Regions from separate parts of the Mus musculus genome. Here regions 1, 2 and 4 are each linked to region 3. The links are chromatin loops, found by intact Hi-C in ENCODE. Cell type or tissue: gastrocnemius. All regions are shown on one strand. Region 1 holds the start of Ctss (cathepsin S). Region 2 overlaps Rprd2 (regulation of nuclear pre-mRNA domain containing 2). Region 3 has its middle 15 kb from the start of Adamtsl4. Region 4 holds the start of Tars2 (threonyl-tRNA synthetase 2, mitochondrial (putative)).

What was found. A loop is a pair of places that touch in the nucleus more often than their neighbours do. Peaks named below come from ENCODE experiments on the same cell type or tissue, not always from the same donor. Only the 100,000 strongest peaks of a DNase experiment are listed, where the experiment ranks them.
Region 1: a loop joins it to region 3, with 2.4 times the contacts of the local background. A loop is called at or near these places in 3 of 42 quality-filtered maps.
Region 2: it touches region 3 in a loop (2.0-fold over the local background); 2 of 42 quality-filtered maps call a loop at or near these places.
Region 4: a loop joins it to region 3, with 3 times the contacts of the local background. A loop is called at or near these places in 2 of 42 quality-filtered maps.

What each region holds. Positions count from the first base shown.
Region 1 is chr3:95,521,362-95,529,361 of GRCm38, reverse strand. It overlaps Ctss (cathepsin S), which reads right to left and starts at 2,576. Exons shown (of 8, transcript NM_021281.3): 1 at 2,437-2,576. The coding sequence starts at 2,462. It overlaps Gm40096 (a long non-coding RNA gene), which reads left to right and starts at 4,863. Exons shown (of 3, transcript XR_867467.1): 1 at 4,863-4,970; 2 at 5,148-5,235; 3 at 6,115-6,151. In gastrocnemius, no CTCF peak of the experiment used is centred here; no DNase peak of the experiment used is centred here; H3K4me3 peaks cover 1,341 bases; H3K27ac peaks cover 239 bases.
Region 2 is chr3:95,761,908-95,769,907 of GRCm38, reverse strand. It overlaps Rprd2 (regulation of nuclear pre-mRNA domain containing 2), which reads left to right. Exons shown (of 11, transcript NM_001368178.1): 11 at 3,488-8,000. The coding sequence ends at 6,228. Among named protein-coding and RNA genes, the nearest start is that of Tars2, 11 kb to the right of the region's middle. In gastrocnemius, a CTCF peak has its summit at 4,181; no DNase peak of the experiment used is centred here.
Region 3 is chr3:95,699,389-95,707,388 of GRCm38, reverse strand. No RefSeq gene overlaps it. Among named protein-coding and RNA genes, the nearest start is that of Adamtsl4, 15 kb to the right of the region's middle. In gastrocnemius, a CTCF peak has its summit at 4,990; DNase peaks (open chromatin) are centred at 5,054 and 7,047; H3K4me3 peaks cover 955 bases; H3K27ac peaks cover 3,171 bases.
Region 4 is chr3:95,751,802-95,759,801 of GRCm38, reverse strand. It overlaps Tars2 (threonyl-tRNA synthetase 2, mitochondrial (putative)), which reads left to right and starts at 4,825. Exons shown (of 18, transcript NM_027931.3): 1 at 4,825-5,044; 2 at 5,287-5,483; 3 at 6,672-6,795. The coding sequence starts at 4,964. In gastrocnemius, no CTCF peak of the experiment used is centred here; a DNase peak (open chromatin) is centred at 4,851; H3K4me3 peaks cover 1,500 bases; H3K27ac peaks cover 1,143 bases.

The DNA.
Region 1 (8,000 bases), 180 kb after region 3:
TTTGTATTTATAAAGATATGTCGCTCTGTAGCCCAGGCTGTTCTGGACCTCACCACACAGCCCAGGCTACCCTTGAACTTGTAGCAATCTGCCTGACTCCAAATCCCAAATGCTGAGATTACAGGTACAGGTGTGCACTACTACCATGGATGTTGCCATGGGTCCTCAAAAGTCTTCTCAAAAGAAAGGAACAGAGCCCTGTAAGTTAGTGATACAGGTAACTTCCTGGAATGTCCAGGATGAAGAGGGAATCATGTCTAAAATACTATAGTAGTACTTTTAATACTTTAAGAAGGGCTCTTCAGCTGGGCAATAGCATATGCTTTTAATCCCAGAACTCAGGAGGCAGGTGGATCTCTGAGAGTTCACGGGCTAGCCTGGTCTACATAGTGAGTTCCAGGACAACAGCTAGGGCTATGTAGACAGATGCTATCTGAAATAATAATAATAATAATAATAATAATAATAATAATAATAATAATAATAATAATAATAATTTCCAGAAAATTTCCAAGTGGGGCTGGAGAGATGGCTCAGTGGTTAAGAGGCTGCTCTTCCAGAGGACCTGGGTTGGAGTCTCAGACCTCATACTGCAGCCACCAACTTTCTGTGGCTTTGGTTCCAGAGAAAGTTGTTACTCTCTCTCCTAGTTTCCATGGGCACTGCATGTATTTGGTGCACACACACACACACACACACACACACACACACACACACTGGCAAAACACCCATGCACATAAAACTTAAAAAAATAAAAGAAAATTTCCAAACAAACATAGTTACAAAGTTAAAATCAGGACTCTCCAGGATTTTCTCACGAATCTACTTAAGGAGACTTCTCCTTCCCTTTTCCTTCTTTCTTATTTATTTATTTACTTACTTATTTTTATTTTATGTATATGAGTGCTCTATCTGTATGCACACCTGCATGACAGAAGAGAGCATCAGATCACATTATAGATGGTTGTGAGCCACTACGTAGTCATTGGGGATTGAATTCAGGACTTCTGGAAGAGCAAACAGTGCTATTAACTGTTGAGACATCTTTCCAGCCCCCCTTCCTCCTTTCTTAAAGAAACCCTTCTAATGAGGACATGTGTCTATCTTAAGTGGCCATTTCAATATTTAAATCACTGGCCGGGCAGTGGTGGCACATCCCTGAAATCCCATCACTTGGGAGGCAGAGGCAGGTGGATTTCTGAGTTTGAGGCCAGCCTGGTCTACAGAGTGAGCGCCAGGACAGCCAGGACTGCACAGAGAAACCCTGTCTCGAAAAACCAAAAATAATAAAAAAATTAAATCACCACAACATAGTGTGTGGGTGGGTGGGGTGGGGGGTGTATGGCAACACTACATAGCACCTCATTAATATGTATAGTTACTCTCCTCTCTTAAATTGGTTAAAATTTAATTTCAAAACTAAGCCAGGTACAATGGTGGATACCTATAGTCCCATCTTCAGAAGCCAACGCAGGAGGACTGTCAACAGGGAGTTCCAGGCCTGTCCAGGCAACACAGAGAAGGCTGGGGATGCAGCGCCACGTCTGACACTCGTCTAGTATGGGTGAGACCCTTGGCCTGAGCGTGAACACCAAAGTAATACAAACAACCAAGCAGCTCAACCTTCTCTCTCAAATAACCGTGCTCGCCTTCAGAGAAGCTAAAGGACAACCCAGCTCTTAGATTTGTACACCCTTGGGTTATTTTCCTTTTTCACATTTCTCCCCAACAAATCAAATATCTGTTTCAGAGGAGATACCCCAAACAGGCTTCTCACCAGGTGTGGTGGCCCACGCTTGTGATCCCAGCACTCAGGAGGCAGAGGTGAGGCAGGAGGAGCACTGTAAGTTTGAGGCCAGCCTGGTCTTCATATCGAGTTCTAAGGCCGCCAAATTTAAGAGGTGAGGCCCAGCCTCTAAAAAACACAGCTGATGCCCGCTCCGTTCCTATATTTAACAGAAATTCAGTAGTTGCCTGAAACTGGATTTATTATTATTGTTTTTGTTGTTGTTATTATTATTTTAGTTTTTTGAGATAGTGTTTCTCTGTGTATCCCTGGCTGTAGCTGGCCTCAAACTCAGAGATCTGCCTGCCTCTGCCTTCGGAGTGCTGGGATTAAAGGGGTGAAGCGCCACTCCTCGGCTGAAACTGAATTTTTTAAATGGTGTGAGCCTTCAGCTCATGCTTCACAGGAGCCCAGGTTTAAATCTCACCGCATCCACATACAACACAGTTATCACACAGTTAAGCCAACAAGAATCTCTCAAACAGACTCTCCCTAATCAGAAAAACAAGAGGCGAATGGGCGGCATGATTTTTGTTTTCAGCTTACTTCCTGAAAGCAAAGATTTAAAATCCCAGCGGCCTGACTGATGAAAAGATAGAGCATGTTTAAGGCCATATATGAAGAAAACAAAAGAAGCAGACAGTACATACATGGCAGCGTGGCCAGGAGCCCTCATGGTCATCCTGAAGTGTGGTGCTCACTCCAAAGATGTCCCTGGCAGCAGGAGGCTGCTTGAAATGACTCTAAAAAGAAATCGGAGCTTGTCACATGAAGCATCCACAATGAGGAAGTGAACTTTCATTTCGGTTTCATTTAAAGACTTATGAGAACAGCTGCCTCCGCCCTCTCCTTCTCACCTTGGGACAGTTTGTGTGTAATGAGCTGCCCAGAGGGCTCCATGGTAGAGGCCATCAATAGAATGACCTCAGCAGAGAACAGGACAAAGTTTTCCTCCAACCCTGTGTCATTTTGGTGGTCCATTTTATTCACATCGGTTCTGAGATGGAAACATTTAGTTATAAAGACATTTGGATCAGGCGCCTCAAATCTCAGGTTGCTACATGATTCCCTAGGAAGCCCTGTCTTATCCTTTAACACAAGTCATGTATGACTTATTGTGTCTAATACTCACTCATCAGTTCCTTTGTTTTAGTTCAAAGGATCTTAACACACACACACACACACACACACACACACACAGAGTTATACACATACACTTATACACACAGTTCTATCACATAGTTATCTCTCACAAACATACAATTATACACACATGGTTATCTCACATATTCACACACAGTTATACACATACATTCATCCATACATATGGTTATTATGCACATATTCACAGTTAATCTCACACATAGTTATACATATACAGCACAGTTATCACACAGTTATACCCACATGCACACATATACAGTTACACACACACTTACTCACACCAGGATATACACCCAACTGCCACTGTGGTCTTCTAGGCACAGCTGGGGTAAAATGAACTATTGGTTTTTAAACCTGAATCTTTATTAATCACCAATGAAAATGGGCATCTCTCCCATGTTTTTGACCACTGAGTTTTCTGAGGATTGCATTTTCAATTATTTTGCTCATGTTTCTAGTGTATTTATCGGTTTTCTTGGTGATCTGCAGGGCCTGTTTTTACTGTTCTGGCTAGCAGTCTCTGGTGGTGCCGTACACTCCGCCTGCCTTCTCACAGTTCTCCATTGGTTTTTTTCTTTGTTTGTTTGTTTGTTTTTACTTTGCTTATACTGATTTTTTTTTTTTACTGAAAATTTAAAATGCTGAAATAGAACATCTGGCCAGGTATAGTGCTAGTCTCAGGCCAGCCTGGGTTACATAAAACCTTGTCCTCAAAATACAAAACAAGAAGGCAGTGAGGTGAGGAACTCCTGTTTCAATAATCTCCTGGAACTGCCAACTTGTTTCATTTATGCTCCCATTTCCCAGATTATTTCGAAATAATTCCTAGATCTCATGTGTAATATGTTTCATATGAAAATGTTTCAAGTGTTTATCTATTTTTACAATTATTGTGTGTGTGTCGGGGGGGGGGGAACCAGTGTCATGCTGCTAGGGACAGAATTCAGGCGTGGTGGCAAGTACCTTTGCCTGCTAACCCATCTTGTACACCCTCATGTGTATATTTTAAAAAGAGATATGATAAAGAAATACAAGCACAAACCATGATGACATCTAACCTGACCACCATGTTTTAAAATACACATATTTTTTTCTTTTTGAGAGCTTTATTTTTCTTTTAATTATGTATGTGTGGATGTCTCTGTGTGGTTGTTCACATGAGTCCAGATGTCTTTGGAGGCCAGAAGGGTGCATCAGATCCCCTGGATGAAGTTATAGGTGTCTATTACCCTCCTGATGTGGGTCTTGGGAACGGAAGCGTGGTGCAGGAGCTGCGCATGCTCCTATCACCGCCATCTTTCCTGCCCCCCACCCCCCTTTTTTTTTTTCAGATGGGGTCCCCTGTAGTCCAGACTTTTCTTGACCATGCTATGTAGCAGAATCTGGTCATGAATTGCTGATCTTCATGTCTCCATCTGGAGAATTTCTCACATTACAAAGTTCACTCCTCCAGGTTGAGTATGTCTAACGCCCAGACTTATACAACTTAGACTTTGCCCATCAGGCACACCTGTAAACAAGACTTCATTCTTGGAATCAGCCTGTGAGGAACTAGGCCCATGAAATCCCTCTCGCTGAGAACTGCAGTGGAGTTGTGCACCAGCAGGAGCAGCAGGAGCAGCAGCAGCAGCAGCAGCAGCAGGAGCAGCAGCAGGAGCAGCAGCAGGAGCAGCAGGAGCAGCAGCAGGAGCAGCAGGAGCAGCAGGAGCAGCAGCAGCAGCAGGGACAGGAGCAGCAGCAGCAGCAGGAGCAGCAGGAGCAGCAGGAGCAGCAGCAGCAGCAGCAGGAGCAGCAGGAGCAGCAGCAGCAGCAGGAGCAGCAGCAGCAGCAGGAGCAGCAGGAGCAGCAGGAGCAGCAGGAGCAGCAGGAGCAGCAGCAGCAGCAGGAGCAGCAGCAGGAGCAGCAGCAGCAGCAGCAGCAGGAGCAGCAGCAGCAGCAGCAGGAGCAGCAGCAGGAGCAGCAGGAGCAGCAGCAGCAGCAGGAGCAGCGTTGCTAGCATGGGTCCCTAGAACCATCTGTGGTAATTACAGTGTCCGTGCCAACGTCATGGCGTGAGCAGCCTTCCTTGGGTGGCTTGGATAACAAGTTCACAGTTACACAATTGTCTCTATGATTGACTGAATTGACTCAAAGATTCTGAAAGCCTTCTGCAATTTTCTTTTAAAAGTAAAGCTTTATTTTTATTTTATGCATCTAGGTGTTTTGTCCATGTGTGTGCAGTGCCCAAAGAGGTCAGAGAGGACTTCAGATCTAGAACGGAGTAACAGACACATGTGAGCTTCCATGTGAGTACTGGGTATCGAACCTGGGTCCTCTAGAAGAGTAGCCAGTGCTTGGGGGCCGAGTCATCTCTCCAGACCCCTTTCTGCAATTTTTAAGGAAGCTGTAGTATTCAAATAGATGGATCCGGTAATGATATTCACAGAAGTGCTGACATCAGAAAAAAAAAGAACAGGGTCACAGAGGCAGACCAGGAAAGCACTGCTCTCAGACTACAGACAGGAAATACCAGGGGAAGATATTTGTGAAATCCACAGAAACCACAGCACACTGTCTCCGTTCTTCTGTTCTGTGTCTGGGTGTTTTGCTCTTGTGTGTGTGTGTGTGTGTGTGTGTGTGTGTGTGCAGGGGTGCATGTGTGAGTATGTGTACGGAGGTCCATGGACAACCTCCAGTGCTTGCCATAGAAACACTGTCTCTCACTGTATGGCTCTCACCAGTAAGGCTAGACCACTGGCCAGGGAGCCCCAGAATACCACTGCTTGCCCTTGAGCATGGGATTGTGAGGGCATGATATGCCCAGAGTGTTTACTTGGTTTCTGTGGTCCCATCCCAGTTCCTGGGGCTGGTGAGGTACACACTTCACTGTCTGAGCCCTACAGATCTGATTTCATCCCTTCTTTGTGTGTGTGTGTGTGTGTGTGTGTGTGTGTGTGTGTGTGTGTGTGTGTGGAGGGGGGTGCTTTTAGCTTTGGTTCCCTCTATATGCACTTGCACACCCAAACATACATGGGTCATTTTCCTCGGTGTGAAATGAGCACTGTCTAGGGTTTCTACTCCTGGGATAAAACACTATACTATGGCCAAAAGCAACTTGGGAGGGGAGGGTGTATTTCAGCTTATGGTTCCACAGCACAGTCCATGACTGAGGGATGCCTTGGCAGGAACCTGGAAGCAGGAGCTGATCGAGGCCATTGAGGAACACTGCTTACTGGCTTGCTCAGCTTGCCTTCTTATCGTACCCAGGACCACCAGCCCAGGGGGGCCCTGCCCACCGTGGGCTGAGTCCTCCCAATCCATCATCCATGAAGATGCAGACCTAGGCGTCAGGCTGCGGCAGGCATCATCTCAGTTGAGGTCTCCTCTTCCAAAATGACTCTAGCCTGTGTCAAGTTAACAAAAACGCAAAAAAGATGATGTCTACCGAGATTTAAAAAATGTAAAATAGGGTCTAGTGACACGTGTCTATAATTTTACTCTTTGGGAGGTAGAGGCAGGAGGATCAGGGATTCAAGATCATACTTGGCTACACGATGAGTTGAGGACCAGCTTGGGCACATGAGACCCGGCTGATGAAGGAAGAGGGAAAAAAATTGGGAAAAAAATTTTCATACATTTTGATCATGTTTTTCCTCATGATCAAAATTATTTTATTTATTTGTGTGTGGTTTAAATAGATACACAGTGCTCCTGTGCCTATGTTGGGGCCAGGAGAGGACACTGAGTCCCTTAGAGCGGCCCAGGGGGAGTGTCAAATGACCCTTTCACAGGGGTCACATAAGACCGTTGGAAAACACAGATATTTACATTATGATTTATAACAATAGCAAACTTACAGTTAGGAAGTAGCAACAAAAATAATTTGATGGTGGGGGGAGGGGTCACCGCAACATGAAGAACTGTATTAAAGGATCATGACATTAGGAAGGTTGAGAACTGATGCCTTAGAACTAAAGGTACAGGCTTCTACACCCAGTGTGTTACATGGGTGTCACAGGACCAAGGGCCTCTCCTGCCACTGAAGCCAGATAAATCCCCTCAGCTCCTCCATTGGGGTCCCTGTGCTCAGTCCAATGGTTGGCTGTGAGCATCTGCATCTGTATTGGTCAGGGTGTGGCAGAGCCTCTCAGGAACAGTTGTATCAGGCTCCTGTCTGCAAGTGCTTCTTTGTGTAGCAGGCATCCTTCCTGGTTTAAGGCTCGTTCCCCACACCCAGGGTCATTCCCCACAGCCCGACTCATTCTTGAGCACTTTCCTCAATGCAGAACAGACTTCCCTGTAAATCCCATCTTTGTTGTAGTCGTGTTGTTTGGGGGCCTTGCACCTTGCTGTCATTCTTTTTCTGTTTTGTTTTGTTTTTGTTTTTTTGTTTTTCAAGACAGGGTTTCTCTGTGCAGTCCTGGCTGTCCTGGAACTCACTCTGTAGACCAGGTTGGCCTCGAACTCAGAAATCCGCCTGCCTCTGCCTCCTAAGTGCTGGGATTACAGGTATGCGCCACCACGGCCCGGCTTCCTTGCTGTCATTCTTGTCTCTTCCTGTCAAGACTGGCTTTCTCCATTCCTTAATGTCTCTCCAGAAGATCCACGTGTAGAACTCGCAGGAAGCCCCTTCCTTGACGACCTCTCTCCCCTTTCCCCATCAGTGATGTTGTGAACCCGACAGACGGTAGCACAAGGTTAGGACTTTATTCCACACTGTGCCATGTACGGTCCTTTAATTCTCCCAACCAACTTTAAAAAAACACATACAAGATCTGAAGTGGCTCTGGCCGTACAAAGCTCCCAGTACGTAGTAATTGGAGGCAAGAGGGTGGGGAGGAAGTTGGGCAGAGAAGAAAGGAAAAGGATCCTTCCGGAACATTCCACACCACAAACTGGATTTTGTACAGTAGCTTCCCTGGAAATGGCGCGCACTGGCTTGCTCCATGTTGCTTTAACTAAAGTGATCTAGAAGCATTGCAAGGCAGGACACTAGAACGCAGTGCCTTGATGATGATGATGAGAAGTTCCCAGAACCCCTCGGAGGGAAATGAAAGCAGAAAGAGGAAGC
Region 2 (8,000 bases), 63 kb before region 3:
TTTTTTCTCAAGAAAGAAAATTTTTTCCAGGTGGTGGTGGTGTATGCCTTTAATCCCAGAACTCAGAAGGCAAGGGGAAGGCAGATCTCTGGAGTTTGAGGACAGCCAGGGCTACACAAAGAAACCCTGTCTTTTAAAGAGATTTTTTTTCTTAGAACTTTATTTTTGTCTTCCACAGTTCTATTGATGAATTAAAAAAAAAAGACTTCACAGCTTGTTGAGGTAAAATAAATGTAGAAAAGACCAAAAGAATTTCCTGTCTTACAAAATATAAGTAACAGCTCTCTCTTTAAGTTCACTTCTTTATAGAGGAGGGGTTATATCTGCCTTCATGCTTATGGAGGTCAGAGGACAACTTGTGGAAATTGTTTCTCTTCTACAATGTGGATGCTGAGAATCAAACTCAAATCATCAGGCTTGGCATTGGGTGCCTTAGCCATTGAGCCATCAAACTGACTTGACAGTAACTATCTTTGACAAAGCAGTAGTCTATGAAAGAACATGTCCCCCACAGTATCTGAGAGACAATACTGAGTATCTTTTTAAAACATCTTACATACATACCTCACATCTGTGACTTCAGCATTCGGTCAGGATTGTTGTGATTTCAAGGCTAGCCTGGGCTGTGTAGCAAATGCCTGTTTGAGAAAACAGAGTAAATAAATAGCACAGGCTTGGTGCTGCATGCTTTTAACCGCAGCACTTAGGAAGCAGAGGTAGGTGGGTCTCTGAGTCTGAAGCCAGCATGGTCTATGTAGTGAGTTCTAGGGCCGCCAGGGTTATATAGTGAGACTGACCCTGTCTCAAAAAGCAAACAAAAGAATAAATACACAAAGGGTAGACCCAGTAAGGGTCACACTGGCAGAAGTATTGTAATTTATCCAGTGTAGGCTAAAGAAAAAGTGCTAGACTACCAAGGGGTATATACAAGACTGCATCACAAAGATCCTCCTGAGCCAGGAGTGTAGCTCAGTGTAAAGTACTGGCCTAAATATGTGAAGCAAAAACAAGAATAATAATAAAGTTTGTTTCCAGTGCCGTGGGTTTGTAAACATTTTAGCCACTGTGAAATTAAGGATGAACTTTTCAAGAAATGCTGAAAATGGAGCTCTGGTGAGACTCAGGTGCTTTTGCTCCTGAGTTTACATTTGAAGAACTCAACACACGGAGGTTCTGTTGCCTTTAGCAGTTAAGAAATGGAGCCAGCCTCGGTACCCATCCACAGATAGTTAAAGTATGCACATATGCTCATATGGGTTTAATTCAGCCATATAAAGAAAATGAGAAATACACTATTTGTAGGGAAATGAGTATAACTAGAGACCATTGTGTTAATCAGGGTAAGTTAGACACAGAAAGACAAATGACCAGTAATTTGGGCCCTCTGGAAGAGCAGAAAATGCTCTTAACTGCTGGGTCTTCTTCAGCCACTCTTCTGGCTTATTTGTTTGTTTTATGTATTTATTTTTGAGGTGGGGTCTCAACTACATCATTCTGGCTGACCTTGAGCATGCCGTGTAGACCAGTTTGACTTTGAACGCATGGAGATTCACTGGCCTCTACTTCTGGAGTATTGGGATTAAAGCCATATGCTACCACAGCCTGGCTCTTTTTTCTATATTGTGGCTCTAGAATATCTAATGCCTTCTGTCCTCCACATCTACATAAACAAATAAAAACAGGCAGATCTCCATGCATTCAAAGCCAAACTAGTTTACACATTGGGTTCCCAGCATTTAGAAAGTAGAACCAACGCCGGGCGTGGTGGCACACGCCTTTAATCTCAGCACTTGGGAGGCAGAGGCAGGTGGATTTCTGAGCTCGAGGACAGCCTGGTCTACAGAGTGAGTTCCAGGACAGCCAGGGCTGCACAGAGAAACCCTGTCTCGAAAACCAAAAAGAAAAAAAACAGAGAGAGAAAGAAAGTGGAACCAAGAGGATTAGAGTGTAAGGCCACTTTTAGCTACATAAGAAATTTGAGGCCAGCCTGGATTACATAAGAATTTCCCTCCCCCAAAAAAGACAAGGCCAAAAAGATGATGCTCAGGACTAAAGAACTCTTACTACTCTTATAGAGGACTCAAGTTTGACTCTCAGCATCCACATGGCAGCTTATACCCAAGCCTAGCTAAGGAGATCTGATACACACACACACACACACACACACACACACACACACACACACACACACACACACACACACACACACACAGAACTCATACACATAGAAAATAATTTTTTTTAAAGAGAAAAGGTGGGCAAAGATGCCTGAGTGGATAAACACACTTGTCACAAGCCTGATGGCCTTGCTCAGTACTGGAACCACTCTATGCACGCTGGGCACATGTACAAACACACAACTCATACACAGCAAAAATAGAATTTTAAAAGAAAGAAAATGTTCCTTAAAAAGTAATTCCAAGCCGGGCGTGGTGGCGCACGCCTTTAATCCCAGCACTCGGGAGGCAGAGGCAGGCGGATTTCTGAGTTCGAGGCCAGCCTGGTCTACGAAGTGAGTTCCAGGACAGCCAGGGATACACAGAAAAACCCTCTCTCGAAAAAACAAAAAAAATCCAGTCTCTGGCTTTGGTGATTCACACCTTTAAACATGGCGTGGGAGCAGAGGAGGTTGCGCAGAGGCTGGTGGATCTCTCGTAAGTTCAAGGCCAGCCTGGTCTCCATAGGAATGTAGGAGTATAGTGTGATACTCTGTCTCAAAAGGAAGGTACACCAGAGACTCGAGGGATGGTTTGGTGGATAAGAGCACTGGCTATTCTAAAAGACTTGGGTTTGATTCCCAGCAGGCTCATAGCAGTTTACAACTGTTGGTAACTCCAGCTCTAGGGATCCAATGCCTTTTTCTGGCCTTCTTGGGCACCAGGAATGCATGTGGAACATGGACATACATAAGGACAAAACACCCACAAACATACAAAATAAAAGCCTTGATCTAAACTTGTTGAAAAAAAGTATTCCAGACTGAAGTTTTGTGTATGTTCTTTTCCCCTTGAGAATAACAGTGCATGCTCACAGGTTGGCATAAACTAGAAGGTGGAAGGGCAGGAATATACTTTTGTTTTTAGAGAGATTCCACAGCTCAAACACAGATGCTGGCTTAGAATGTTGTGTTAGGAAGCGTTTGCTTCCTTTCCTCTGCTGCTTGGCTTTGTTAAGCTGTGAATGATTCTGACATTAAAAATCCCTCTCCTTCCAGTTTCCTTTTATTACAGGACTTGCATCTGGAATGTTCTGGGACTATCTGAGTGCTTTGCTGTCTTAGATTGATAAATAGACCTGTTTGGTTTTGGTTTTGGTTTTTGTTTTTTCGTCTCAGCTAGGCGCTGCCTGTTTAGTCTAGATTCCTTTTAACTTCATATTTTAAAGTCTATCCCACCAGAGTGAGTGATAATATCTAATAAGCCTGCCTTGTTTTCATTATAATGTGGGTAGTTGTTCTTTTTAACCCCTCTAATCTGTGTTTCTGCAGGCTTGTCATCATTACTTCAGAGTGTTACTGCGAACCCTGTGCCAGCCAGTGAAGTCACTTCCCAGAGCACCACAGCCTCCCCTGCGAGCACCACAGGCTCTGCCGTAAAGGGGAGAAATCTACTCTCCAGTACCCAGTCTTTTATTCCCAAAAGCTTCAACTATTCTCCTAGTTCTTCAACTTCTGAAGTCTCTTCCACTTCAGCAAGCAAGGCGTCAGTTGGGCAGAGCCCGGTGCTCCCAAGCACTACGTTTAAACTACCATCCAGTTCTTTGGGATTTACTGGTACCCACAATCCTAGCCCTGCTGCCCCACCTACTGAAGTTGCCGTGTGCCAATCCTCAGAGGTCTCCAAGCCAAAGCCAGAATCAGAGTCCACCTCTCCAAGCCTGGAAATGAAGATCCACAACTTCTTGAAAGGTAATCCTGGTTTCAGTGGCTTAAACTTAAACATCCCGATCCTAAGCAGCTTGGGATCCAGTGCCCCATCAGAGGGCCATGCCTCAGACTTCCAGCGTGGTCCTACTAGCACTTCAGTTGACAGCATCGATGGAACTCCTGTTCGGGATGAACGGAGTGGGACACCCACCCAGGATGAGATGATGGATAAGCCCACATCCAGCAGCGTAGACACTATGTCCCTGCTGTCTAAGATCATCAGCCCTGGTTCCTCAACACCCAGCAGTACAAGGTCGCCACCTCCAGGAAGAGATGAAAGCTACCCCCAAGAGCTCCCCAATTCTGTGTCTACATATCGACCGTTTGGTCTGGGCAGTGACTCTCCCTACAAGCAGCCTTCTGGTGGAGTTGAGAGGCCGTCATCACTGATGGACTCTTCACAGGAAAAGCTCTTCCCAGATACTTCCTTCCAGGAAGACGAGGACTACCGAGATTTTGAGTATTCAGGGCCTCCTCCATCTGCCATGATGAATCTAGAGAAGAAACCAGCCAAATCCATCCTGAAGTCAAGCAAGCTTTCTGATGCCACTGAGTACCAGCCAATCCTGTCTAGTTACAACCACAGGGCCCAAGAGTTTGGGGTCAAGTCTGCCTTCCCTCCATCTGTAAGGGCCCTCCTGGACTCTAGTGAGAACTGTGACCGTCTCTCATCTCCCCCTGGGCTATTTGGTGCCTTCAACATAAGAGGGAATGAACCTGGGTCTGAGCGGTCACCATCACCAAGTAAAAATGATGCATTTTTCACCCCTGACTCCAACCACAGTGGCTTGTCTCAGTCTACTGCTGGGCATCTCACGTTGCCACAGACACAATACCCAGACTCTCCTCACTCAGTCCCACATCGTTCCATTTTCTCTTCACAGAGTACCCTTGCCGCTCCAGCAGGCCACCCACCCACATCAGGCGTGGAAAAAGTCCTGGCCTCCACGATTTCCACCACATCGACGATTGAGTTTAAGAATATGCTTAAAAACGCCTCACGCAAGCCCTCAGATGATAAGCATTTTGGCCAGACACCCAACAAGGGTACTTCAAGTGATGGTGTCAGTCTCTCAAACCTCACCCAGCCCAGCTTGCCCACCACTGACCAACAACAGGAAGAACACTATCGAATAGAAACTCGTGTTTCCTCCTCCTGTTTAGACTTGCCTGACAGCACAGAAGAAAAGGGGGCCCCTATAGAAACTCTAGGTTATCATAACGCAGCTAATAGGAGGATGTCAGGGGAGCCGATAAAGACTGTAGAGTCTATACGAGTTCCTGGGAAGGGAAATAGAGGACATGGGCGCGAGGTTTCAAGAGTGGGTTGGTTTGATCTGAGCACACCAGGCAGCTCTTTTGACAATGGTCCCTCAAGTGCCTCTGAGTTGGCATCCCTTGGGGGTGGGGGCAGCGGAGGCCTCACTGGCTTTAAGACAACGCCGTACAAGGAACGGGCACCCCAGTTTCAGGAGAGTGTCACCAGCTTTCGTTCCAACAGTTTCAACTCAACATTTGAGCATCATCTCCCCCCATCCCCTTTGGAACATGGGGCACCCTTCCAGAGAGAGCCAGTGGGGCCGTCATCTGCCCCACCTGCCCCTCCTAAGGATCATGGTGGTATCTTCTCTCGAGAGGCACCCACTCATCTGCCCTCTGTGGATCTTTCGAACCCCTTTACAAAGGAGGCATCTCTGGCCCACGCTGGCCCACCACCTCCTCCAGGAGAGCACAGCGGAGTTCCTTTCCCTCCACCCCCCCCTCCTCCACCCCCGGGGGAACTTAGCAGTGGAGGGACTGGTGTCCCCTTTGCTACTCCAGCCCCGCCTCCACCCCCTGTTGACCACTCTGGGGTTGTACCTTTCCCAACTCCACCACTGCCAGAGCATGGAGTAACTGGGGCTGTGTCAGTTTTTCCCAAGGACCATAGTTCCCTCCTTCAAGGGACCATGGCTGAGCATTTTGGGGTGCTCACAGGACCCAGGGACCTCAATGGCCCTGGTCTTAACCGTTCACGAGAGAGCCTGAGCCTGCCTTCCCATCCTCTGGAGCACCTGGGCCCAGCCCTTGGAGGAGGTGGGGGAGGCAACACCAGCAGCAGTGGCCTTCCCTTGAGTCCCGCACACAGAGACGCCATCGGCCGGAGTGGTATGATTTTACGGAGTCCCCGGCCAGACTTTCGGCCTAGGGAAGCTTTTCTCGGCAGAGACCCATTCCACAGTTTAAAGAGACCCAGGCCACCTTTTGTTAGAGGCCCTCCGTTCTTTGCACCAAAACGCCCATTCTTCCCTCCCAGGTACTGATGGAAATCTGGGGAAGGCATTTTGAACAGTCTATAGAGAGCATTGGAAGTAGCAGTTTGGGTTTTTGTTTAAATTTGGTTTTCCTTTCTTGTTTTTTTTTTTCCACTTTGTTTTTTTTTTTTTGTTTTGTTTTGTTTTGTTTTGTTTTTTTAATGAAGGGCCCTCCTTCCAAATTCAGAAAGCATACATGGTAACAGTTTGCTATTATCCAGTCCTCTCTCCACACTTAGGGCCTTTCCAATTTGTTTGTATTTTTTCTTTAAAAAAACAAAACACACAGGCATAAGTAAACATAACCAAAGCCACATTATTTGGCTGGGGGAGTGGGGAGGATAACAGTATTTATCCCATCTATTGAGAGATTACTTACATCGAAATAAAACTTCGGTCAGTACAGGTAATAACGTGCAATGTTGGGGTGTTATTTGGGTCTTGGCCTTGCTGATGGTCAGTAGGAGGAGCCCTGTCTCCTTCCCTCTCCAGCTAAGCAGCTTCTGTAACCAGCTTGGCTCCCTTCTTTGTATTTTCTACTCTGCAGAGGACCGAGAGTGTTTGCAGAGGGGAAACAATGGGCAGTGTGGGGCCTGTCGACTTTATTTGCTTTACTCTAAAAGCATGTGGAAACAGAATGCTTTCCTCTTTCCTTTTTTAAGCAGCCTCGTCTGAACTATTACCAGGCAGTGACTCTGAGGCAGTACAAACTTCATTATGTGCAGTAAAAAGTTTTCTCTTGCTAGATGTGGTAGCACACACAAGTCCAGCACTGGGAGGCAGGGGCAAGAGAAGGGCACGTTTGAGGCCAGCCCGGGCTATAGAGTAGAACTTTATCTCAGAAAGAAAGGAAAGTTTCTTTGTTGAAAGAAAAAGCTGAATATAATAATTTCAAGGTTAAAATGGGAAATGATCACAATATGTAAAGCTAGGGACAGACCACTCAGTGACCAACTGTCTTTTGTAAACAAGGAAAAGGGAAACATTTTGATGGTTCTCCGTATCTATTCTAAGCCCTTGTCTCCTGCTTTCCCTTACTTTTTCTCCCTCAGTTATTCTGACTAAATTGATAATGAATGTAGGTAAAATGTTGTCCCTGCCTTCTTAAAAATTTAAGTAGACACTTAACTTTACTATGGTGCCTAACTGGTGGTTTTCAGCAAACATTAACTATTAGAGAAAGGAAAATATTGTGTCTTTATAGTTTCTTTCTACCCTCACCCATCACAGTCCTGTATTCATCCTGTTCTTGCTGTTTCAGAGGCGATTGGGTGGTATCCTTACATGATACTGCGTAGGCGTGTCTTAGAGGCAGGGGGTACTGAGAAAGCAGCGTCCTGAGGAATCCATGTTATCCCTCAGCAAATAGCATCTTGGTGCTTTCAGTACCCACCTCTCACCCTCACCCTCACCCTCATTTGAGTTGCCTGAGTCATTGCTGTGGAGGGGAGAGCTTTCTTCCCTGCATTAAAAACTTTGTTTGTGTTTCTGCATCGAATCCCTAAGGGGAAGACAATCGTGGATCTTGGAATGTTTCTGTCTTTGTATCTGGGAAGCAGACACTGCACACTAGGTTTTCTGGTAGTGTGTTGCACCGGGGCACACGCTGAGGACCTCCAGCTAGGTGTGCTGCACCAGTGTGTTGAGCTTTTGAAGGAATTCCAGCAAGTTCACACAGGACTCTACAGAGGAAAGAAAAGGAGGGCTTTGGATTCCTCAGTGGGGTGGGTAGGGAATGGAGGGAAGGGTGGCCTGTGGTTGAAGACAATCCTTTTGTCTTG
Region 3 (8,000 bases):
TCTCTCCAGACCTTTTGTTTTTGTTTTCTGAGGCAGGGACCCATGTAGCTCAGGCTAGCCTTAAATGTGTTATGTAGCTGAGGATAACCTTGAACTAGTAATCTTTTTCATACAGTATATTCTGATCACAGTTTCCCTCCCCCGACTCCTCCAGAGCCTTTTTACCTCCCCCACCCGCCCACCTTCCTTCATACCTGCTTTCTCTTTCTCTTTCGAAAAACTAACTAGCAAACAAACAAACAAACAAACAAACAAAAAAGAACCAAAAAAACCAGAGAAAACAATTTTAAATACAAAATCAAAAACCAAAACCAAGCCGGGCAGTGGTGGCACACGCCTTCAATCCCAGCACTTGGGAGGCAGAGGCAGGAGGATTTCTGAGTTTGAGGCCAGCCTGGTCTACAGAGTGAGTTCCAGGACAGCCAGGGCTACACAGAGAAACCCTGTCTCGAAAAACCAAAACAAACAAACAAACAAACAAAAATAGCACAAGGAACAGAGAGACACTGGCTGGGAGTGGGTGGTAGGGGTGAGGAGGGAACAACAGCAAAAAAATAAAAACACAAAACCAGAAAACAATACACAAGCAAAATAAATAAATAAATAAATAAATAAATAAATAAATAAAAATTTAAAAACAAAAAACAAATCAATATGAGACAGACAAAAAGTGTACAAAAGTACATTGAGTTTGTTTTGTGTGGGGTTGGCCATCTGTTGCTGGGCACAGGGCCTTACCGTAAGTGTGGTTAATATACCCAGTGAGATTGTATTGGAGAAAATCTGTTTCCTTTGCAAGTAGATGTCGCTTGGAGACCTCCTTGGTTAGGGATGGGAGCCCCCCGTATCCACTTCCCCTTGTAGCAGTGGCTTCCCCTCCCTCTTGCATTGTGCTAGCCCATGCATGCTGCCACAGACTGAGAGTTCACATGTGTGTCAGCCCTGGTGTCTGGAACACACTGTTTCTTTGGTGTCATCATCCCTGCTGGCTCTTACAGTTTTTCTGCTTCCTCTTCCTCATAGCTCCCTGAGCCCTGAGAAGAAAGGTTTAATGAAGACATCCCTTTTAGGACTGATGGCTGTTTTAGGGACAGGTTTCTCTATGTCGCCTTGGCTGTCTTGGAAGTCACTATGTAGCCCAGGCTGGCCTCAAACCTAAGATTCTCTTGCCTTAGCCTAGGTTTCAGGTGTGCCATCACACCAGCATTCTCTTTCCTTTTTCTCCCTCTCCCTGTGTCTGTTACTCTCTAAAGTATGAAACTGTAATCTATTCTAGCATGGTGGGTTATTGTAGAAAATGTTAATCCCAGTCTGGAATTTCTACCCTGCCTTTGATCATCTTTATTCCAAATAAAAGACACATAGCCTTCATATTTATAATAAGCTTTAAACAGCACAAGAGTTGGGCAGATAGCTATTCTCTATGTAATTAGAATCTACTTTTTGTCACTAATCCTGAGTTATTTGCTATGTTTTATTTATTTGGGCTGTTAACTCCTATTGGCCAACCTTCAGGGCCATGGTTTTGACCCCTAACCTATGACATCTAAGTAAGTATGTCTTTTATCAAGGCGGGTAGAAACCCCAGACTGAGATTAAAAATTTCTACAACAGTGGGTCTTGTCTATAATTCTAGCCCTTTGCAGGGAGGTGGGTAGAGGCCTTGAGGATCAGGAGTTCAAGGCCAGCCTCAGTTACATGAGAACCTGGTTAAGAAACAAATAACAGGGCAGAGACTATCATGAAAGTCTTCAGGAATCGGTACATCACCTTCGCATGGGACCATTCAAATCTGTGAGACTGGCTGTGACTTTACTACATGGACTTGTTATGGAGTTTGTGACCCCAGGGAGAAGATCATAGACTCAATCCAAATTTACAATTTAAATATTTATTGGTTACTTTCTAGCAAGATGATTCAAGGTTGCCATGTAGAAAGGATATGGGTATGGGTAAGGGCTTTTTTCTATTCTTTCTTTCTTTCTCTTTTAAAGATTTATTTTATTTATATAAGTACACTGTCACTGTCTTCAGACACACCAGAAGAGGGCATCAGATCCCTTTACAGATGGTTGTGAGCCACCATGTGATTGCTGGGAATTGAACTCAGGACCTCTGGAAGAGCAGTCAGTACTCTTAATCACAGAGCCATCTCTCCAGCCCCGATTTATTTATTCTTTTTTTTGTTTAAGATTTATTTATTTATTATATGTAAGTACACTGTAGCTGTCCTCAGACACTCCAGAAGAGGGCATCAGATTTCGTTACGGATGGTTGTGAGCCACCATGTGGTTGCTGGGATTTGAACTCCGGACCTTCGGAAGAGCAGTCAGTGCTCTTAACCACTGAGCCATCTCACCAGCCTAATTTATTTATTCTTATTTTATGTACATTGATGTTTTGCTACGTGTAATGTAATGTACGTAATTCCAGAGCTAAAGTTACAGACACGTGTGAGCTGCCAGGTGCATGCTGGGAATTTAACTGGGTCCTCTGGAAGAGCAACCTGTGCTCTTAACCACTGAGCCACCTCTCCAGCTCTCCAGCTCCTGGGGAAGGACTTCCACAGGCAAACAAGCAAAAACTATTCTGTTCTGCCAGGTAAAGTGGTTAAGGCAACTCAAAACAATCTTTGGATAGCTGTGTAAACAGTTACAGAAGCTAAGTACTCATATCATAACAGGTAGAAAGTCATAGCTGTACATTTTTAAGTGGGGGTCAGAGTCAGGGTTACTGGGAACTTATCTTCCAGCGACAGGGTCACAATCAGCTGATATGTATCAAGATGAATGCTTAGCAGAAAGTGGAACTTCTTTGGCCATAATAGGCTTCAACACCAGGTATGAAGATAAGGTCTTGATAAAAAGCTTCAGTGAAAGAAGCAAGGGTTCCCAGGAACTCACACTTCTACAGAAAGAGAAGATTCATCGCCGGAGAGATAGGAAACAGCTTGGAGGTAGAATCACACCACATGTAAGGTCCTTAGGTAAATTACCCGAATGAGAGGGAGATAAGCCAGGTATGGTGGGGTCGAGGCTGTGGAATCCACTGGGAAAGACCAAAGGCTTAGATTACATGAATTTATTCTTACTGCTCCCAGAAGGACCACGGCCTTAGAGCCAAACATCATGCCCTGAAGGAGGAGGTTATGGTGGGGTCTTAAGAACATCAGAAAGGTCTGTGTTACACTGACCATGGAATCCACACCAGGCAGGAAAATGGTTTTAGCTCCCTTGGTTTCTTACTTTTCAGTTCTACAATAATAAAAAGAAACCATCTTACCCCTTTCCCACAGCAATTAGCAAAGGTAGCTGTTAGGGCTGGAGAGATGGCTCAGAGGTTAAGAGTAGTCAGTGCTCTTCCAGAGGTCCTGAGTTCAATTCCCAGCAACCGCATGGTGACTCAAAACCATCTGTAATGGGATCTGATGCCCTCTTCTGGTTTGTTTATACAATAAATCTTAAATTTTTTTTTAAAAGGCAGCCGTTAATACCTCATGGCCCGTTTTCCTATTCTAATCTCACCTGCAGGCCACTGGGCTCGCCCGGGCACACAACTGTAATACTTTCAATGTTTGCTCTGCATTGGTACTTCCTTACTGCTAAGCCCCTCACTCCATCTCTCTTATCCTCTACTGCATCTCCCAGGAACAGCCTTTTGGCCCCCAGAGTCCCTAGGGTATGCTTGGCTCCATACTAAGTTTCTCTACTCATCATAGGGATGTACCTAAGGTTTTCCTCAGATCTGAGAGCTTTGGTGACTGGGATAGAGCAGTTCACTTCTGAGCAGGGGAAACCACAGTCCCTTGCAGTTAGGGCTGCCTGTCACATCCCCACAGTGGCAACTGTAGCCCCAAGATTTAAGAGATGCAGGGGTGAGGAGCAGTAACTCAAGGTCACCTTAAGCACTGCGTAGCAAGTGTTTCTCAAGGCCTCTGCTTCATGGCTCGCTTCCAGGTTTCTGCCTTGACTTTGCTCTGATGGCCATCAATGGTGGACTGTAACCTGTATGATGTAAACCCTTTCTCTCCCTTGCTTTGGTCATAGTCTTCGTCATAGGAACAGAAAGTAAATTAGGACAAGGAGGCATTGGGGGGAATATAGTCAAATTCATTATATTTGTGTATGAAAATAACGTGAAGTCTATTGATACAGGTGATTAACCTATATCAGTAAACAAAAAGCTTGAATGTCCAAATGCAAAAAAAAAAAAAAAAATCCTAAAAATTATTACAACTCTGTTCAGCAACCTGCAGCCCGGGAAACCTGTCAGGTCTACAAAGACTTATTGGAACTGTGATATTTCTTTTCTTTCTTTCTTTCTTTCTTTTTTTGTTTTTGTTTTTTTTTGTTTGTTTGTTTTGTTTTGTTTTTCTGTTTTTCGAAAGAGGTTTTCTCTGTGTATCCCTGGCTGTCCTGGAACTCACTCTGTAGACCAGGTTGGCCTCGAACTCAGAAATCTGCCTGCCTCTGCCTCCCATGTACTGGGATTAAAGGCGTGCGCCACCACTGCCCAGCAACTGTGATATTTCTAAAGCAGCTTAAAAGGACAGGAGGCAGAAAAGACAGGGGCCTGACTTTCAACCGCTAAGACACACTATATTTATTAGTGCACTTAGCAAGAGGCAGCCTCTCTCCCACGGGAAATTGAGGGGTCTACAGAGGGTAGAGGGAGCTGGCTGAAATGGTTTATAGGGTTGGGATGAGGGACTTGGCAGTAAGGAAGTTGTTATTTTCCAAAACAAAGTATCCTTTCTAGGATGTCCATAAGAACAAAAGGTTATCCATAACATTGTAGGAATCTTGTTTTACTGTACCAGGGGTACTTCAGGAGACCACGTGCCATCTTCCAGGGCCCACAGCCTCCTGGTTTTCACAGTCTTGCCTTCTCGACAGTCCCCGAGTCTCCCCAAGCTCACAGTACCCAGCCTTAGATTACTCATTTGGTCTCACGTGACCCTCTGATTCCCTAGACCACAATGCTACCACCATGCAGGGGCAGTAGAAGCCCAGCTCCGGGTCTTCCCGGCAAAACGGAGCAGGGCGCGGAGATTCGGGGCGGGGCCTAGGGCGGGGTTCTGGACTCTGAGAAGGAAACCCTGAGCAGACCTTTGGACTCAGCTCTGCGGGAATCACATCAGCCGTTGACTCAGTCGACTCCCCCAGGCATAAAATCACAAAAGAGTTTTTGTTAGATGCTGATTGGGGAGGGAGGGGGAAAAGGGAGTCCAGGCTCCTTTTAGAAGGCCAGACCTCTGCAGTTTGAGCCAGGGGCCGCCTGGAGCCGCCCGGGACGGCCCAGAACGGCCCAGAACGGCCCGGAGCCAACCTGGGGGGAGCAACAGGACTTGGAGGGCTCAGAACTGCTAAGGCATCTCTCTCTATCCCTGCTGAGAGTCCATGCAGTTGGTCCTGTGTGGATTCACCAGGTAGTTGCTGAGTGCAACGTTAGCCAAACCTATCCGAACGTTTGTAAAATGTTAAACAAGGGCAAAATCTGGGGAACAGGTCCTGATAACGAAGATTAAACTGTAAATTACTTTAAAATACAAGGCAATTTACCTTCAATTCCAGTACTGCAGAGGCAGGAGGACCAGCCTGGTCTATACAATGAGTTCCAGGCCAGCCAGGGTACACAATAAAACCTTGAAGAAAAAAAAAGGGGTGGGGGGCAAAGTGGCAAATCAGATACCCTGATGGGATATGAGATGGGACAGAGAGAGATGGCTCAGCAATTCTGAGCACTTGCTTGCACGGGAAATCGCAGTGATTAGACCACTCCTGTGGGTGGAAAAGGAAAAGTTTATTCAAACTGCCAAGGCTATCTCTCAAGGGTCAAAAAGGTAGGGAAAGCCTTGCCAGTTATAAAGAGAGGAGCTAGCCAGAACAGCATGGAGGTTCAGAGTGGTAGAGGGGCTTTGATATGTGTTACAGTTTATGTTAATAGGGAACTAGTTGCCACATTTGCCCCATTTGGTAGGGAAAGATTAGGGAAATGGCTCTACCTGGCAGTCAGAAGCCATTTTGTAGGCTTCTGGAGAATGCTGAGTGTAAGCTTTTGTTTATCCACAGACAAACTTGTTCTATTTTGAGTCCAGCCTGAGCTGAGCCCAGATTGTCATTTGGGGACACTGTCAGGAGTGCTGCCGTTTTAGGGACTTGAGGGTGGGGGCCTAACATCGCTCTTCCAGAGGACCAGGGTTTGATTCCCTGCACCCACACAGCAGCTCAGAAGTCTGTAACTCCACTTTAGGAGATCTGACCCCCACTTCTGGCCTCTTGGGGTTCATGGAACACAGGCATAGAAGCAAGAAAAACACCCACACAGAGCAGGCTGGGAAAGGTAAAATTTAAAGAAAATGGGAAGCTGGATATGGTGGTTCATACTTATAATCCCAACACAGAAGGGCTGCATGAGGTGAAGGCCAGTCTGGGCCACTAAGGAAGTTTCTAGCTAGCTGAGGCTATCTCAAAAGCAAACAAAATCAAGTAAATAATAAATCCCACCCCTGCTGTGAAGGACTCACTGGAGAAGAACAGATGGGAGAAGAGGGAGGTCTCCCCATAGCCTGGTCCTGGGGGAACAGCCTCTGCATCCCTAACATTGCTTTCTAATTTGAGGTGGACAGTGATACCCCTCCCTCCAGGCCCTTGGGTGGCCCTGAGTTGCCCTGACCTATGCTCTCTCATTTCAACATCAAAGAACTTGTTGTAGAAGCCTGCGCCTCAGCCTCATCAAGGCCTGTTTCACTGCAGTCCTTGGAGAGATCCCTACACAGTGGTACCCTTTGCTCGGGTCACCAAAGCCACTGTCCTCCTCTGACCACACCCTGGGCTCCACTAAGCCCTCCCCTGTTTGGGAGGAAGCCAAAGTTGACTGTCCTGTTCTGTCCTGCTGCAAATCTCATGTACACTCTGCTTAGTTCAGCGCATCGGTGGCTCTGGGACAGCCCTGTGCCCAGCTTGCAGCAAAGGCTCTTCCCAAGGTCCACACCCAGCCTCCCCAAAGGAGGCAGCAGGGAAGAGAGCATTCTCGTCCACCTCCCTGGAGACTTGGCTTGGATCGCTGGGGTCTGGCCAGCTCTGAGGATCCATCTGTTCTCAGCCATCAGACAGCAGCAGCCACCAGCCTCAGAAGGTGGTATTCAAACCTTCAGAACCCTGAGGCCACGTCAGAGGTACAGCCACTGATGACAAGTCCCTAACAAGGTGCAAAGCACAGGACATCCTCCTGGCCCCACGCTCTGTCTCAACAGAACACAAGGTGTTTAATGGTCAATTCATGAGAGACCGGCTCTCCCCGCAGCTTCCACCTGAGGTCCGCAGGGCATCCTCTTCTGAGGAAGGGGGATGAGAGCATACCCCCTCATACCTGTTTAGACAAAGTGTTTTAATGTCAAGGGTGGCAAGATGGCTCAGTGGGTAAGGCCTGAAGACCTGAATTTGATCCCCAGGACCCACACAGTGGGAGAAGTTACCCCATTCCTGAAAGTTATTTTCTGCAAGTGGTAGCAGAGCTGTGCTGGGAGTGTGCAGACCGAAGTTTTGACTCCAGTTCTGCTCTCATAGCCAAGCCTCTCCCACGTATCCCTCCTTCCATTAGTCTGCAACTTCATTTCATAATGTCCTGAAGACAATGAAATGACACGAAGAAGCTAAACCGCCTTTGCAGAGCTCGGGTATGTGGCTGAGTGACAGAGCAATCCCTAAGCACATGAAGGCTCTGAGCACCATCCCTGGGCCTGCTGAGTGCACAGAGGAAGGACAGACCTCGGTGAGGTACCGTGCTGGGGAGCACTCAACTGTGGGTCTCTGAGCTTCTACTTATGGACATTGCCCAGATGTCACCGGACTTAAGTGCCATTCATATGCTTCCAAACATGGTTACCTACTTCTTTTTTTTTTTTTTTTTTTGGTTTTTCGAAACAGGGTTTCTCTGTGTAGCCCTGGCTGTCCTAGAACTCACTTTGTAGATCAGGCTAGCCTCCAACTCAGAAATCC
Region 4 (8,000 bases), 52 kb before region 3:
GCTGAGCCTCTAAGATCCTGATGGCCTCCTGGGTTGTTTGTTTGATCCTCTATATTGTCATAGGTGGGATGAGACCATGGTGCTCTGGAGGGTGATCGCTATATACTATGTAGATAATTGTGTTTTCCAAATACTGTACAATCGTGAACCAAGGGGGGGAAAAGGCTTTCATTGTAACACCTGAGTGCCAAGCACCCTACCATTGAAGTACATCCCTAGCCTTCAGGGAACATTTTTTTTGGGGGGGGGGGGTGGTTTGAGACAGGGTTTCTCTGTATAGCCCTGGCTGTCCTGGAACTCACTTTGTAGACCAGGCTGGCCTCGAACTCAGAAATCCGCCTGCCCTCTGCCTCCCGAGTGCTGGGATTAAAGGCGTGCGCCACCACACCCGGCTCAGAACATTTTTAAAGTAATCATAGAATTGGAGGGGATGTGTGGAAATGGGTCCTTCTGGTCAACTATCCATATCTGTCCTTGGTCACATATTGGTGATTGATATGTCATGCAGAAACCTACTTGGCTCTTCTCTCTTACTCCATCCTTTTTCATAACCCAGTGAGGCTTAATAAATGGAATGTCGGCTTAAAAGGATCACAAGGGATAGTCACTTCATCTGGGCCAGGCCTGGGTCACTGGCAGGGTAGAAGACTCTGAATAGCAGCTCTGAGTTCATGAAGTTCCATGTGTCACGAGATCTCAGAAATGGCAGCAGTCTGGGGAACACACCCAACTGCTAGAGTGTACTACTATAGAGACAATGGAATCTGGCTCCACTTCAGAGTTAGTACCTAGCTGACAGCTCCACCTTTGAAAGAGCACCAATTTTTAGACTTCTTCGTTGGCTTCTGCCCCCCGCCCCCAGGTTGTTTTATTCAAACCAGTCTTACACAGCAGGAATGAGTTACCTCCTCTTGTGTGTAGACTTAGTAACGCCATCAGAATGGGTTTGGGGGTATTAGGGTGTTTCTCATACTTGCTTATGAGTAACTAGAGACAAGTCTGGTCAGTTGCCGTTCACAATTGCTAAGGAGTAACTCACACGGAGGCTGTGGAGATGAGGCTTCTAGAAGGTCACCTGTAAGAGCCATCTCTAAAGTAAACATCCTGTTCTGTGTAGAAGGGGAGAACATGACTTAAAGGAAGAAGTGTGATTTTTTTTAAAAAATGACGTCAGAGTTACTTGTGGAAAGAACTTTTTTTCCCTTAGCCGCAAAGATGAGGTTGGGAGGGCAGGCTAATTCGTTGTAGAGCATTTGCTTAGCATATAAAAGGCCCCAGTTTGATTCCTTAACATTAGGAAACAAGAAGACTGGAATTTATTTAGACATAAATATGGTTACCTTGGGGGAAGGGGACAAAGGGGATTGGGTTGTGATTTGTTTGGGGTTTGTTTTCTTTTTTGTGCTTGGGGTTGAACTCACGACCTCATACATATTAAGCACTGTATCCCAGCCCCTCCTGGTTTTCTCTTTGTTTTCTTCATCCCTTTGCTCTCACCTAGGCTGGAAAATATCAATATGGGTGGAGGCACTAGTGACAACTAAGAAACAAAAGCCACATCTGTTCATGTTTGACTCAAAAGGATGCCTGACTAACCCAGTCCACCCTGGACTTGTAGGTTCAAGGCAAACCAAATGTTTTCAGCCTCTTTTATTTTCTATCTCTTGTATCCTGTTGTATTTGTAAGATGCTCAAGTTCTTTGTCAACTGGTCTGTGGAAAAGAAAGGATCTGATGCTCCCTATCTTTTTCTTGGGGTATCTATGAGAATGAGAAGAACATTGACAGCATCCAGTCATTCTCCCTTTCATGTGCTAGAGCCCTGAGCCCCCTACATGAGAGTCCTGTAAAGCAGCTGGTCCTTGCTGAGGGCAGTAGAAATAAAAGTATAAAGCTGGCCCCATGTTAGAACGTACACAGACAATACTGAATAGTCTTTTAAACCCGAATTACCAGCACGTCTTAGGGACTGGAGCTGTAAGAGTGGCAAAGTTACCATTTCTGAGACTCTGAGCCCCAATGTCCCTTGGGAAAAGTGGCAACAATTTTTCACATTTTGGGTGCTAGTAAGCAGAATTTGGTTCTAATAGCTAAAATGAATTTGGGACTATGTACTGATCCTGATAAAATGAAAAGTATCCATTGGAGATAGTTACAAGTAGCTTAAACCTATAAAATGAATCTTTTTTTTTTTTTTTTTTTTTTGGTTTTTTGAGACAGGGTTTCTCTGTGTAGACCAGTCTGGCCTCGAACTCAGAAATCTGCCTGCCTCTGCCTCCCAGGTGCTGGGATTAAAGGCATGTGCCACCACGCCTGGCCCCTAAAATTAATATCTTAACCAAAACTTTGACCAAGTGAGGATGCCTGGTCTAAAAGTAGAAGAAACCTGAGAAGTTGCTTTATTTTAATTAAGGATTTGGGGCGCCCTTTATTGCAGACTTCCTTCTCCTCCTGTGGACCTCATTTACTCAGTGTCTGTAGCTAGTCTGTAGGAACAAGTTAGGAAACACCACATTTCTTGATTTTTTTCTTGAAAGTACTTCACTCTAAAAGTCCTGTGGGCACAAGTGTCTGGGCCATGTGCTTCAGGAAGGAAAAGGAAAGAAATGCATGTTAGCAAGCATGACCCATTATGAGTCTGGCCTTAGAGAAGTGATGTGACTCTGAGCAACCCAGGCTGTGGCTTGGACAGACTAGGACTTGGCCTTGAGATAATTTTCCAGGGTTTAAAGGGAACATAAGAACACTACTGACAGAGTTGTTCTTGGAATAAGATGGAATTGTGAAATAGTGCCACATCTCGGGATCCTGGCAGGCAAGAGTGGGGTGAGCAAGAAAGTTGCAGAGGTGTTTTCCAGGTAGACTAAAAGCTTAATATCTCCTGAAGCCAAGGCATGTTCAAGGAGAACAAGTATGTATTGGCCTTAGATACCTGGCTTGCTACAGTGGGTGAGGGAATAACACAACATTCCTTCCACTGCAGGTTGCGTGATGTTGGTAGCTGGTCAGCATTAGCCCAGTGCATTGCACATAGTAAATGTTAAAGGATGCGTGTAAGAAGCTGTCATTCCCGGGTGGTATCTCCCTGTGATCCTAACAAAAGGACACTGTAGAATAATTTAAAAAGTAGTGACAAAAATCTCTACCTTTTGAAATTTACAGTCACTACATGATCAGTACATATTTAACATATATTTATTGAGCACCTCCTAGATTGTTGTCTGCAGTATGACGCTACCCTGCCTCTGTTATAGTGCCACAAAAAAATCTAGGTCTGCCATTGCCATTTTTTGTGAATGTTGCACTCTGACCACAAGAACACACACACACTATCTTCCTCCCCACAGCCTTGTCTCTTTCTTTGTATTTCAGGATGTCTAACATATCAGAAGATGGAGCCCCAGAGTGGCCTATGACTCAAGTCAGCTGCCCTCCTCAGGCAGAACGAACATTGGGCTTTGGAAGCCTAGGTTAAGCAGCTTGTTCTGACAACTCTTCCACAAGACCCCATGATCCCATCACCACTGCAATCTGGGAATGGACTAAGTGTCCCCACCCCCAGGTGAGGGACTACTTGAGTTAATAAGGGTGCTAATAAGTTCATTTCCCTTTATGCTTCTCCACACATCTGACCGTGTTTCTGTTTTTACTGTGTAAAGCTAATATGTCTAGCCCTGCATCTGAGATTTAATGGAGAGAGATCAAAGAAAGAATAAAGAAAGATGAAGGTGGGGTGCTGATGAGAGACCAAAGGCTTATGTAAGGAACAGAGAACAAGATGTTGGATGTCTCTAAGATGGTCAGGGAGTCTATTGGAAATAAACTATGGAAAGAACAAGGTATGCTGGAAGAGTGCACACTGCAGATTCATCGGCACGCATGTTTTTTACCTTAAACTACCTTCTGTAATCTTTGAATTCCACATCTGAGACCTGTAAGATGGCTCAGCAGATAACAGGTACTTACTGCCCAAGCCTGGCAACGTGACTTTGACCCCTAAGACCCATGTAAAGTGAAAGGACAGAAGTGGCCACAGAAAGGTAGCATGTGACCTACAAAACTGTGCCGCCCACGCCTTCAAAGATTCTTCACACACACGCAATAATGATTGATTGATTAAATTCCACATCTGTGACATTAAGAGGTCTCTAAAGTCCCTCCACCACGACTGCAAAGGAATGACCACCAAGATAGTCTTAGAGTTGTTACATTCAGTGGTAATAACAGTGTCTTGCAAGCCGGGCAGTGGGCGTGCACGCCTTTTATCCCAGCACTCGGGAGGCAGAGGCTGGTGGATTTCTGAGTGCTAGGCCAGCCTGGTCTACAGAGTGAGTTCCAGGACAGCCTAGGGGAAAAAGAGAACAAAAACAACAACAAAACCAGTGTCTTGCTGCTGGTGCTAATTATCATATACCAAGCACCGAGATGAGCAATTTACACAAAATGTACCTTCAGAATGGAACATATATTTTTATTCTTGTTTTATAGATTAAAAAATCGAGATTACAGAAAGTTTACTTAAAAAAAAAAAAACTACTTAATGCCAGATCCAGGATTTACACTAAATGTTTAGTTCCAGTGTCTGTACTTGTTTCTTGTCAGCTTTAAGAATGTTTAATAAATTTTATAATTAAAGGAAAATGACTAACTTCCACTTCCTGTTTTTCTCTCATTCTTGCCCCAGGAGGTATGCCCTGTCCTCAAAGTTGGATGCCTTCTTGTCACTTTGGGAACCCAGACTGCAGGTGTGTGCAACAGCTTCCACTTTCCGGTCAACCGGAACCTTTCCCAGAGCGGCTGCTGCTGTGTGGGTTCTACCTCAGCGGAGTTCCTGGGGGTGGTGCCCGGCCGGAATGGCGGCTATGTTATCCAATAGGAAAGGATATTACTGACTTAGAAGCCAATGAGGAGCCTGGTGAGGAAGAAGCGGTGATCGGAGCATGGAGGTACCGATTTGAGACAGCATGGGTCTCTGTCTGAGGTGGCGCCGGCTTGGGTTCCCACTCCCAGAGTTCCGCCGCTGCGAGCTCCACACCGTGCGTGAGGTACGCCAAGCTCCCAACCATTTAGCCCAGCGGAGTCCAAGGGGGCAGGCTGTCCAGCCCCTCCTGGACCCTGCTGCCCCACTCGGAAATGTGCGGTTCCTTTGAATCCCCAAATTAAGACCTAGTGTCACCCAGTTTCCACCTTAAAACCAATGCTTCTTAAACACCCATAACCCCTACGACCCCATTCCGGAGTAGTGGAAATAAGCCCGCGATACCTCCTAACGTGCCTTTTCCTCCAGGCCTCTGCACCAACTCCTCCACATTGGTTGGCAGAACGATTTGGCCTTTTTGAGGAGCTATGGACCGCTCACGTGAAAAAGTTAGCAAGTATGACACAGAAGAAAGCCCGGGCTATTAAGATATCACTTCCTGAAGGCCAGAAGGTAGATGCTGTTGCATGGAACACAACCCCTTACCAACTGGCCCATCAGATCAGGTATCAAGCCAGCCTTTCTACCTACAAGAATTATTTTTCTGTCCTTTTCTGCACCCGGTCAGAAAATGAAAGCATCTTTTTGTTTCTCTTTGGTTTTTCGAGACAGGGTTTCTCTGTGTAGCCCTGGCTGTCCTGGAACTCACTCTGTAGACCAGGCTGACCTCAAACTCAGAAATCCGCCTGCCTCTGTCTCCCAAGTGCTGGGATTAAAGGCATGCGCCACCATTGTCCCGCTACATTTTTTCTTTTTCTTTGTTTCCCATCAGAAAGGTGTAGTCTTTGGGCAGGGAGGGGGTTAGGGTTGGGGGGGGGGGTCAGTCAGTCATTTAATTGATTACCACACAAGCATAAGGACCTGAAATATGAATTTGTGGAAGGAAACTGACTCCTAAAAATTGTCCTCTGACCCCCCCCCCACACACACACACACACTGTAGCATGTGTGCCCCACCCATAAATAAATGAAATAATAGTTTCAGGTTAAAAATAAAAAGGGTGTGGTGACATGTGCGTGTAATCTGGTCAGCCAACCTAGCCTGCTGGCGATGCTCTTTGCCAAAGAAAGACCCTCTTCTAAAGGCATGATTGTTGACTCCCGAGGAAGAATGCACACCTACTCCCCCAGAAAAGCATCTTGTTAAAAGAAAAAAAAAAAAAAAAAGGCTGGGCGTGGTGGCACACGACTTTAGTCCCAGCACTTGGGAGGCAGAGGCAGAGGCAGAGGCAGGGGGATTTCTGAGTTCGAGGCCAGCCTGGTCTACAAAGTGAGTTCCAGGACAGCCAGGGATACACAGAGAAACCCTGTCTCCCATGTGCTAAGATTGCAGGTGTGAACCCCTACGCTCAGATAGTCCTTCTTGCCAAGCATAGTGCTACAGGCCTGTAATCTTAGCATTCAGAAAGTGGAGGTCAAAGATTCAGAATTCAGGGCCAGCCTGGGCCAAACAGCAAGACCTGTCTTTAAAATAGAGGGTAGGATGAGGACTTTTTTTTTATAAGGATTTGTCTTTATAGTTTCAGAATTTCTGCCCTTCCCAATGTAGTGGATACATTGGGAAAAGAAACAGCAGATCTTTACTGCTCTGGAAACTTCACTCAGCAAATTAGAGTTGCTGAGAAAAGTCAGCCTCCTGCCCTGGGGATTGTAACAACTCTGTCTTCATTCCCACTACCCTCCTACTGCTACAGTGTAACACTGGCTGATACTGCAGTGGCTGCTGAAGTAAATGGAGAACTTTACGATCTGGACCGACCCTTGGAGACAGATTGTCACCTCAGATTTCTGACATTTGATTCCCCAGAGGGCAAAGCGGTAAGTTTCTCCCATATGGTGAGCACAGTGCCTAATTATCTGAGTGATCTTTAAACAGGAAAATGTAATTGTTCTTTTGCTTCACTTTCTCAATTCAAAAGTGGGGAGGAGACTGATCACAGACTAATTATTCCTGTGGAACCTGGAAAGTCTTCATGAAGGCTTTTATTTAGCATTGGTCTATAAAGCAAATACCTTGTGTGCTTGTGAAAGGGGGAGAAAAGGCTGAGAAATAGGATAACCTATTCAACCTCTTGTGCACACAGTGTAAGTCATCCGTGATGTCTGCCTAGTTCTCATGGGTTCCATAACGGAGCACAAAAGCCAGGGCCTTCCACTTTGTTTGTTATTAGAGTTCAGAAAAATATATTTATCATCTAAATGTGACTAGTGAACCAACCCAAGAATAGTTCCATCCCAGCAGATCCCAGGAACAGAAAATAATGGCACTAAGCAAAACAGACTGCTAGGACAGCTACTGGGTGGGGCCCCGGTGTGTAGCAACAACACACACAGCAGTATTAAAGAACTGTGGGTTGGTTTTGTTGTTCTGTTTTGTATTTTTAGGACAGTGTCTGGCTATGTAGCCCAGGTTCAGGCTCCAGCAAGAGCTTTCCCTCCAGCCAGCACATGTTTTATACGTAGTATATACCGAAGCCCTGAAGCTTACAGGAGCAACAAAGGCCACCGACCTGGCCTCCTGGTCCAGGAAACACTGAGGATGTGTAGGGTGGACCCACACTTCCACTCAGTAGCAGAAGAAACAATACTGACCCTCTGCTTTCTTTAAATGTTTTTTATTTGGGGCTGGAGAGATGACTCAGCAGTTAAGAGCACTAGCTGTTCCTCTAAATAACCAGGATTCAATTCCCAGCACCCACATGACGGCTTCTAACTGTCTGAAACTCCAATTCCAGGAAACCCATGACAGCAGGCATGCATGTGGTGCACATACCTGCGCAGGAAGGCACAATACCTATATATATACACGTGTGTGTGTGTGCGCGCGCGTGTGCATGCATGTATTATGTGATTACATGCGTGCCTGGTGTCTATAGAGTCTGCAGGAGGGTGTCAGATCCCAGGAAATCAGAGTTATAGGTGGTTGTAAGCTACCTGATTCAGGTACTCAGAACCAAAACTGGGTCCTTTGCAAGAACAAGTGTTCTTAACCATTGGTCCATCTCTCCAGCCCCCATTTAAAA